Linked DNA regions of Homo sapiens: region 1 is linked to region 2. A link is an interaction called in ENCODE POLR2A ChIA-PET data of the cell type or tissue named here. Cell type or tissue: GM12878. All regions are shown on one strand. Links, peaks and the distances in the headings refer to the core of each region. The heading gives the core; the rest is flanking DNA.

The links. Peaks named below come from ENCODE experiments on the same cell type or tissue, not always from the same donor. Only the 100,000 strongest peaks of a DNase experiment are listed, where the experiment ranks them.
Region 1: POLR2A ChIA-PET joins it to region 2 with 6 read pairs; 6 of 35 experiments call an interaction of 5 or more read pairs at or near these places.

The regions. Positions count from the first base shown.
Region 1 is chr4:102,526,072-102,530,899 of GRCh38, reverse strand. It overlaps NFKB1 (nuclear factor kappa B subunit 1), which reads right to left. Exons shown (of 24, transcript NM_003998.4): 3 at 986-1,064. Among named protein-coding and RNA genes, the nearest start is that of NFKB1-AS1, 26 kb to the right of the region's middle. In GM12878, for the core only: no CTCF peak of the experiment used is centred there; no DNase peak of the experiment used is centred there; H3K4me3 peaks cover 850 bases; H3K27ac peaks cover 719 bases.
Region 2 is chr4:102,830,996-102,835,823 of GRCh38, reverse strand. The region is part of intron 1 of UBE2D3-AS1 (UBE2D3 antisense RNA 1); the gene reads right to left. It also overlaps a transcript of UBE2D3 not described here. Among named protein-coding and RNA genes, the nearest start is that of UBE2D3-AS1, 5.4 kb to the right of the region's middle. In GM12878, for the core only: no CTCF peak of the experiment used is centred there; no DNase peak of the experiment used is centred there.

The DNA.
Region 1 (4,828 bases), core at 221-4,220, 300 kb after region 2:
GAAAAACCTCTGAAATACACCTTTACTAGTGAAGGTGAAAGTATAGTAGATCTACTTTTTTCCCTCCCATGAACTCCTAGAAATACTAAAGATATAAATGCAGAAAAAGTTTTCTGATCTAAAACAAAAGAAAAGTAAGTACTGTAGTAACCATGATAATTTTAAATGAGAATAATACAAATGGGATAAAGTCCCCCAATGAAGACAAGCAAGTCCCTGGTAAATAAAAGAGCTGATGCCTCCTTCAGCGATTACCAAACTCTGTTTTACACATAACTTCCATAATTCACTCACACTGCTTTTGAACATCTGTTAAGTCCCACTGGTGACGGGTGAAGTGAGGAGAGAAACAGAACATAAAAAGAGCCATCACACCAAGCTTACATACAAATAAATCACTTTTTTTAAGAAAGAGAGTTTTTTTTTTATTACTCTTACGAAATTAAACAGTTGCCAATCGGCACAATTAATACAGTCATGGTAGAAGGAAGGATTATGAGTTTTATCCAACTTGTCAGAGTGCAAAGTTATAAGCTTTTATAAAGATGATTTTTCTAATGAGATGATTTTTATGATTTCTGTACACTTTGATTCCCCAGTGACTGGCACACTGGTAGTACACAACAGGCCCTCTTAAATGTTTGAAACAGAAATGAAGAGTGGAGACTGCCTCGTGTGAATCTGGGAGAAAGGACTTAAAAGGAATACAGAGATAATAAAGAAAATCCTTATGTTGACTAAAGAAATTCCTTCTGAGTAGTCCTAGCAGATATGAAATGCAGTAAACCATACAAGGGGTAATTGAGATGAAATATTTTTGTGCAAATATATTTCAAGAAAGTATGTTAAAAGATTGGTTTTTAAAACAAATCACCATTTCCTTTCTAGGTACACAACTGAGTTTCTAGGACAGACTATTAACAAATCCTGCATTTTACTAAGACTGAAAGCAGAACAACAGGGTAACAGGGATGAGTTTTCTTACCTGTTGGCAGTGCCATCTGTGGTTGAAATACTTCTGGATTAAATATTGTATGAGTCAAAGAAGGATCCAAATGAAACATCTGTAAAGAAGAACATTTAAATGTTTCAATCATTATTTTTCCTATATTATATGAAAAATTTGAAGTTGGGACACCTAAAATGTAATAATAGGAATGAAACTAAAGCCAAAAACAAAAATCTGAAAATATTTTAAATCAGGGTTTTAAAAGATCTTCATGAGACCTAGGTAGTTCTCATGTGTACAAAACTTTACATAGGGTTGGACAACGTTTACGTAACAAAGGGATTTGAGAAGCATAACTTGGCTATAAAGTCCCCAGAGGCAGGGACCTGGTCTAGCTTGCTTACTGGTATATCTTCAGGGCCAAGTACATGCTTATCACAGAACAGATACTTAAATAGTTGTTGAATGAATGATTTGAAGCTTGTACTCTCTTAGAAGTATAAACAAAATAATATAATCCTAGAAATCAGTATTTCCTCTATGGTGGTAAATATACCCCTCATCTAGCTATCCAATGTCAAGGCCTGAAAGAATGCTAGAGAGCACCTCTGGGACTATTTACAGAATAACTGAAAATATAACTGACAGTACAAGGAGTAGACAACTAAGCACTGAGCTCACTCATTTCTTTTACCTTCAGTTTCCTAGCATAACACAAAATACCTGGAATCTAGTGGGTGTGTTAAGCTGAATAACGACCCCCTAAACATGTCTGCATCCTAATCCTCAGAAACTGTGAGTGCTACCTTATATGACAAAAGGAAATTTACGTATGTCATTAAGGTAATGATAATAAGATGAAGAGAGTGTCTTGAATTGTCCAGGTGGGCCTGATGAGAGGGGTTCAGGAAATCACACTGAATAGTAGGAAGTATGACAAAGGAAGCAAGAGGCTGGAGTGATGAGAGGGTGCACAGGGAAAGCAGGCAGCCACTAGAAGCTCAAAAGGCAAAGAGATGAGAGCTGCAAGAAGGAAAGCAGCCCTGCCAACACCTTGATTCTAGATTTCTGAGCTCCTGACTCAGAAGTATAAATTTGTGTTGTTTTAAGCCCCAAGTATGTGGTAATGTGTTAGGGCAGCAACAGAGTGGGCATGCAGAATATTTTGAAGAAAGTACATTTTATCTTAATAAATTACTATTCATTACTTATCAAAAAACATTGTAACCGCTGGCTCATTTAGGACTTTAAAACTGTATTTCTGAGCTTGCTATTTATTTTAGCCTAAAGAAGTTATATGTTTGAAATGTCTGTGGACAGCATGGAAACCAGCCATATTTTACTTTTTATGAGAGACTAGTAAGTGTGCTGAACTAGCTTTTCGTTTCTTTTAGTAGCCAGTATTACAGTTTGTCTCCTGCCCTTAGTAGTAAATTATTGAAAGTTCTGGGGTACTGAAGATCTTCGTATGCCTAGTTAAATTAAGAGTAAGAAAAATCTCGTTTAAATAAACAGTACTTCAGATCCATTTGAGGGATGCAAATTTTCAACTGAGGAACAAAGAATGCGCTTCACTTCAATGCTTATAAGATTAAAAGCTCACTGATGCTATTCATTGTTTGCTGAAAAGGAAATACAGGAATGAAAAACCATGTTCTGCAAAAATGGGCCTCATTTCATACAGGATTTTAACAGTCTCAGAGCAAACGTGATAACCTAGCAGGAAAACTCTTTCCTGTGGTGGCTAAATGACTGGCGAGTGGGCAAAAGGGCTCACCTTAGGAGAGAGATATACTCTTCACTTCAGACTAAGAGAGAAGTTGTGTTGTGCTGCAGCTTGCATTGTTTATTAGGTCAGGGTGGAGAGCAAATTCCAGACTCCACTAAAACACTGAGGACATGCAAACTTTAGGAAATATAAACCACCAAGCTCAAGCCAAGAAAGAAAAAAACTTCAAGACCGCTTGCCTCAAAAATGGAAATGTCAGAATATGCCCCACCCCTGTTACTGATGATCGCAAAGATGCCCACATAAGAAAAACTTTCAAAATGAATGTTTTCAGCAGATTTTACTCTTCTGTGGCATAAAGAATCATCTCTTGTTGATAAGATTTCCTGTGTACAGACAGGAAAGGATGGTTTAAAATCAAGCAGACACAATCCTCATGCTGGTTAGTTCGCCCTTAATTGTTAGAGAAAGCACAATAAAAGCGAAAGGTAAAACAAACGGTTTTGATAATACAATTAGCCAAATGTCTTTGCTGCAATAAAAGAAAATGTTCCTAGATTTATCCTAAATCACCATTTTAAAAATAAAATTAGAAAGGAGCATCTTAATGTGAAAAGCAATGCAGTCATTCTTTCTAAATCAATCAGAATATCACCCGAAGTGATAAATGCTATATATGTCCATTTTATTTATAGAAATGATACCAGAGCCTTTAAAACATATTCCACTTCTGTTTTTATTTTTCTGGCTGATTCTTTGCACGTGTAATTTCAGAAATCCACTATTTTAAATGATTTCCACTAAAATTTAAATGTGACCAGGCTATCCTGGCACCTAGTGTTCCTTCACCTTTTCTAGTCTAGCAAACTACATCTTTCAAAACACAGCTTACGAAGACTTCCTTCGGAAAGTCCTCCGTAACTCTGCTCTTCCTCCAAGGTAGCACCTAGTGATGCTGCTTATTAACATTTCTATCCCGCTCTGCGCAGACTACTACTACAGCATATATCACCATATGAAAACAATGTCTCTGTTCTTCCTATTAAAATAGTAGGTTCCTGAAATTAGAGTGTATATATCACTTATTTTTTCCCCACTAAGCCAATGTTCTGGCACGTAGTAATACCTCAATAAATAGCTGATGAATGAACAAATCTCCATGTTTTAAATACTTCTTGGAATCATTACATAAATAATTTAATATTGCCATTATAATTGCTCCAGAGTCTGAAAATTGCTTCCAAATGATTATGTATATACATATACATATATACATATATACACACACACACACACACGAAAAAGAGAGCAAAGAGAAAAGCGAAAATGTCGGTTTTAAGAACCAATGTAGATTTGTTAGATTATTCCAACATTTCTATTTATTTTTTCCAACATTTTTCAAAATAAAATATAGGAGAAAAAGAAAAAAGGACACTGCTATCCTTTCATAACTACTAATATAATGATAGGAACAGTTTTATGCTTACAAAGCACATTCATTGAATATTTTTGACTCATCCCTGTTAGTGTGGTGCTAGCATTTCTATTTTACAAATGAGAAAAGTGAGGATTACGGGGACTAAGTGATTCTTCAAGTCTGAGGAGCTGATCTGTAGTAGTCAGTACTTATATAAAGATCTTCAAATTCTGAGTTCAAAGATCTTTTCACTACAACAATCTGTCTCCTTACTAGATGAGTTTTAAATAAAATTTTTTTTTGGTATAAATTGATGGGGTACAAGTGCAATTTTGTTACATGCATAGATTGTATAGTAGTCAAAACAGGGTTTTTAGGGTATCCAACACTCAAATAACATACATTGTACCCATTAAGTAACTTCTTATCATCCACCCCCATCCCACTGCCCTCCCATCCCTCACCTTTCTGAATCTCCATGGTCTGTCATTCCACTCTCTACATCCATGTGTACACATTAAATAAATATGTCAAGGGGCTGTAGTGGGTTAAACTGTGTTCCCTCCCAAAAAGACACCTTTAACTCCTAATCCCCGGTACCTGTGAATGTGACTTTATTTGGAAATAGGGTCTTCGCAGATATAAACAAATTAAGATGAAGTCATATTGGATAAGGGTGTACCCTAAATCCAATGATGCCTTTGGAAGAAAAAAAGAGGAGATTTAGGTTTAG
Region 2 (4,828 bases), core at 532-4,531:
AAGTTCATTATCTTGATTTTGGTGAGCTTCATGGGTATATATATATGTTAGCTTATCAAACTGTTTATTTAGGTATGTATAATTTATTGTATGTCAATTATATTTCAATAAAGCTGTTAAAAACATAACAATGTAGCTGTGGTCTAACTGGTAGAGATGAGGAAGAGGTAACTGCTTTATGCTAGACAACATAGTTCCTTTCTTTCAGGGTTAAACTGAAATAGTTTCTTTGGGCAGCCAAAAAGCACATATCTCTGGCTTACAGAGATGTCAGGCAACTGAAATTCTCATGTTTTTATTACATGTCTGCTGGTAAGCCACTCCTCTGAGTGCCTGTCTTTATATGTTTATCTCTAATATACTTCATATTATAGTCATCCTCCAGTATCCATGAGGGATTGTTTCCAGAACCACTCTCAGATACCAAAATCCAAGGATGCTTAAATCCATGATATAAAATGCCATAATATTTGCATATAACTTATACACATCCTCCTTAGATTGCTTATAATACTTAGTACAATGTAAACACTGTAAATATACTGTATTGTCTAGGGAACAGTAACAAGAAAAAAGTATGTATGTTCAGAAAATATGCAATTAAAAATGTGTATTTTGGATCCGTGGTTGGTTGAATCCATGGATGTGGAACTCACAGATCTGGAGGGCTGATTGTATTTGCTTCACATGTTACTATTACTCATAATGAGGCTTCTTCATTATAATTTAAAATATTTTATATTCATTAGACTGGTGGTTCTGTAGACTGTGATAAGTGAACACTAAGGATACCCACAGAGCCATCAGGGTATCCTGAGAGAGTGGGGATTGGAGATGGATGGAAAAGGGGAAAGAATCTGTGTGGGCAAGTTCAAAAATTAGCTGGGCCTAGTGGCATATGCCTGTAGTCCCAGCTACTCAGGAGGCTGAGGTGGGAGGACTCCTTGAGCCCTGGAGGCAGAGGCTTCAGTGAGCCAAGATGGTGCCACTGCACTCCAACTTGGGTAACAGAGAGACCCTGTCTCAAAACAAACAAAAGACAAAAAAAAAAAAAGTTGAATCTTTTTTTTTTTTCCAGACAGGGTCTCACTCTGTCATCCAGGCTGGAGGGCAGTGGCCTGATCACAGCTCACTGCAGCCTTGACCTCCTGGGCCCAAGTAATCCTCCCACCTCAGCCTCCCTAGTATGTGGGACTACTGGTGCATACCACCACGCCATGCTGATTTTTTATTTTCTGTACAGACAGGGTTTTGCCATGTTGCCCAAGATGGTCTCTAACTCCTGGGTTTAAGCAATCCACCCTGCCTTGACCTCCCAAAGTGCTGGGATTACAGCTATGTACCACCACACCCGGCCCTCAATCTTGTGACTTTTTCTATTGGGTCTAATTTGTTAGGCAGGGATTGGGGGCTGAAGTGGTGGTAGGAGGGAAACCAGGATCAAATGAGAGTTTTTTAATCCTTTACCCATGGTTTCCCTGCTAGCTGCCTGCTTATAATCATATATAAACACTAAAGTCATACTTGCAGAAATAAAAACCCTTATGAAAACTTAACAGAGTGTGTATCTGTTTTAGGAACAAAAGTATAAGAAAAGTTGAATCTTGTGAAACTGCTCTTCTCTGTAGAAAAGGGGGAAAAAGAAAGCTTACTGGTTTCTGTTAGGAAGCAATTGATAATGGCAGTGGAGAGGAATGTAAATTAATGGATCTGGCACTAAAAAAGAAAAGTATCCCAGCACTAACCCAAAACATACAGTGACATTCAAGAAGTCTGAATGTACAGATTTCTTAACCACCATTCTCCAACTTTTCAAAGCTTTCAACCAACCACTCAACATGATTTACCCTCAGTCAATTCTTCCTATTCGGCTTCAGTACTTGCCCTGAGCCACGGGAATTCTGGCGGGCAGAGGGGTAGGTCGGTCCTCCTGTTATCAATTTGGAATTCTATGGAGCATTTTCTCATAGGTGTAATATATACAGGGAGGGTGGGTTTTAAAGCCTTTTGTGGATTGATCTGCAGGCACAACTACTTTTCTATAAGAAATTATGTCCTGAGATCCAGAATGAGAATGAATCTTAAAATGCTTCTAACATCTTTAAAGCCCTTTTACTTCCATTTCAGAATCAGGTTTATTAATTTATCTGTTCTACCTGCCTAGCATTTCTTGACTCAAAAGTCACAAGGTCAAACTCAACAAATTCCACTTTAGGTATGTGACAAAAGGATTGTTATAATCTCTATCTACATCAAACTAAATTCTTTGAATTCTCTACATGAACTTTTTTCCATTTTGTGATTTTAGTAATCTATAATTACTGTAAGCACAGTCTCAGTCACCTTGATACCCACTTATACTAAGTACTGCCATGTGATTTTAGAACCTCTGTTTTATTTAGGTTTATGATCTTGTTGGCAACACATAATAGTATTTTGTCTGAGGCAGATGGAACAGAAATAGATAATGAATTCTTTTTCCTGGCCACTTGAAAGCCAAATGATATCAGTCAAAGAATGAACAAAAGTCTCCCAAAGGTTCTAGTAAAGTGGTAAGAGAACTGAGACATGGATCACAGCAGTTAGTACAGACATGGCCAAATTTAAAAGAAATGAAATTGTGGCAGTTAGTCCTACATTTGAGTTTCAAGAGGAGATTTGATTTGCAAAAAAAAAAAACATGTAGCACATGTTTCCAATGTTATGTAAACTTTAGTTTCGTAGTTCTTTAAGAGCTAAAAACATAGGAAGTTCATACTATTGTTTCAAGTTATTTTATTAGAATATCATATTTTGTTTTTCTATAAACATTTTTTTTTTTTTTTGAGAGACAGGGTCTCACTCTGTCACCTAGGCTAGAGTGCACTGCTGCAACATGGCTCACTGCAACCTTGACCTTCTGGGCTCAAGGGATCCTCCCACCTCAGCTTCCAGAGCAGCTGGGACCACAGGCACATGCCACTATGCCTAATTTTTTTGTAGAGACACAGTTTCATCATGTTGCACAGGCTGATCTCAAACTCTTGGACTCAAGCAATCCTCCTGCTTTGGCCTCCCAAAGTGCTGGAATTACAGGCATAAGCCACTGTGCCTGGCTTGATTTTATTGTAACATTCTAATAAAGGTAACTGGAGGGAGAATTCCCCCCGCCCCCAAATATTTTTTAGGCAAGCTTGACCCAGTAAATAAACTAAGTTTACTTCCTGTACTCTCTCTTATTAGTGCAACTATTTCAGATCTTTCTCACATTTCTTCAGGATTATTTCATTAACATCCTGTTTTTCTTGCCTCTAGTCTCCATCCCAATACATACTTTGGGCACATGCTTCAACATTGCTATCACAGTTACCTTTTTGCCATCAAATCTGATCAGGCCATTTTTGTTAAAAATTCAATTTCTCCATTCTATCCCATCCCCTTCAAAATAAAAGGCCCTCAAGATCTCCAGTCATGTCTTTCAAATCTATCTTGTCTCCTCATCTTTTCTGTCTTCTCATTCTCTCCTTGCCGCTCCCCCCGCCACCTCAACCTCGCAATACTGCAGCCAAAGTTTTTCTAGTTTTAAAAACTTATCAAGTCATCTCTGAGACTTTGCATGCTGTTTCCTCTTCCTAGGAGCCTCCCTCACAATTTTTTTCCAACTTTGCCTTGCTCCCTTTTTTTCATTTGTTTTAATACAACTCTCTTCCTCAGAGAAACTTTCCCTGACCACCGCCAGCTGAGTTCAGTACATTAATAGTGCTCTGTGCACACATTTATGTCACTGAACCCACTCTATGATGTTGTCTGATGCTTACTGGTCTCCTCAAGAGACTTTCTTATAGATGACATCTGTGTCTTTTATGTATCTTCAGTGTCTAGCACCTAATAGTAATTCGATGTTTTTTAAATAAATAGAAAACTAGGAGTGACTCTATCAACAGATCTCTACTACATTAACATTCTTTGTCCTAAACCTGAAAGACTCCCACTTGCCTATTCAGACCTAAGTATCACTGATTGACAAACCGAATGAAAGTCTCTTTATCGTGCCTCACCCTACACCAAAAGCAGTATTACAAATATATATTTTTTTAACCTGTGTTTGTAAGTAAACCAGCTTTTTGGAAGACAGAATGCACTATTGTGGTCATTTCACATAAACAGAATCAAACAGTATGTGGCCTTTTGTGTCTGGCTCTTTCACTTGACAGAATGTTTTAAGGCTTCAAGATACATTTTGTAACATGTATTAGTACTTTGTTCCTTATAATAATAATAATATTCCATTATACACATATATCACATCTTCTTTATCCATTCATCAGCTGATGGACATTTGAGTTGTTTCTACTAAAAAGTAGAATAGCCCTACTCTGAACATTTGTGTATATATATGTTTTTGTGTGGAAAAATGCTCTATTTTTATCTCAAAGATTTGTGCATGCTTCATTACATGCCAAAAGCCTTATTAAGGCCAAAATGACATCTTAGCATGAAATAAAGTACACTTTCTTAAACCATATTAATTTGACTTAATGAGATTCTGAATTGTTAAGTATAGAAATCAATTTGATTTTTGTGCAAACAATGTAAAATAACATTTGGTTGACCTGGGCTCCAAATTACTTGGTCCAGGCAGAATATGTAAATGAGCATTCTGAATATAAAATCTGGACCGTAGCATTTACAATTTAATTAAACTAATAAAATGGTATACACTGTACTAGAGCCAGTGTCTTTGGCAAGTTATAATATTCTGTAACAAAATTAAAGATACATGAAAACATAGATACAATATTAAGTACATATATATAAAATCTGTTAATTATGTTTATTCATCAATACA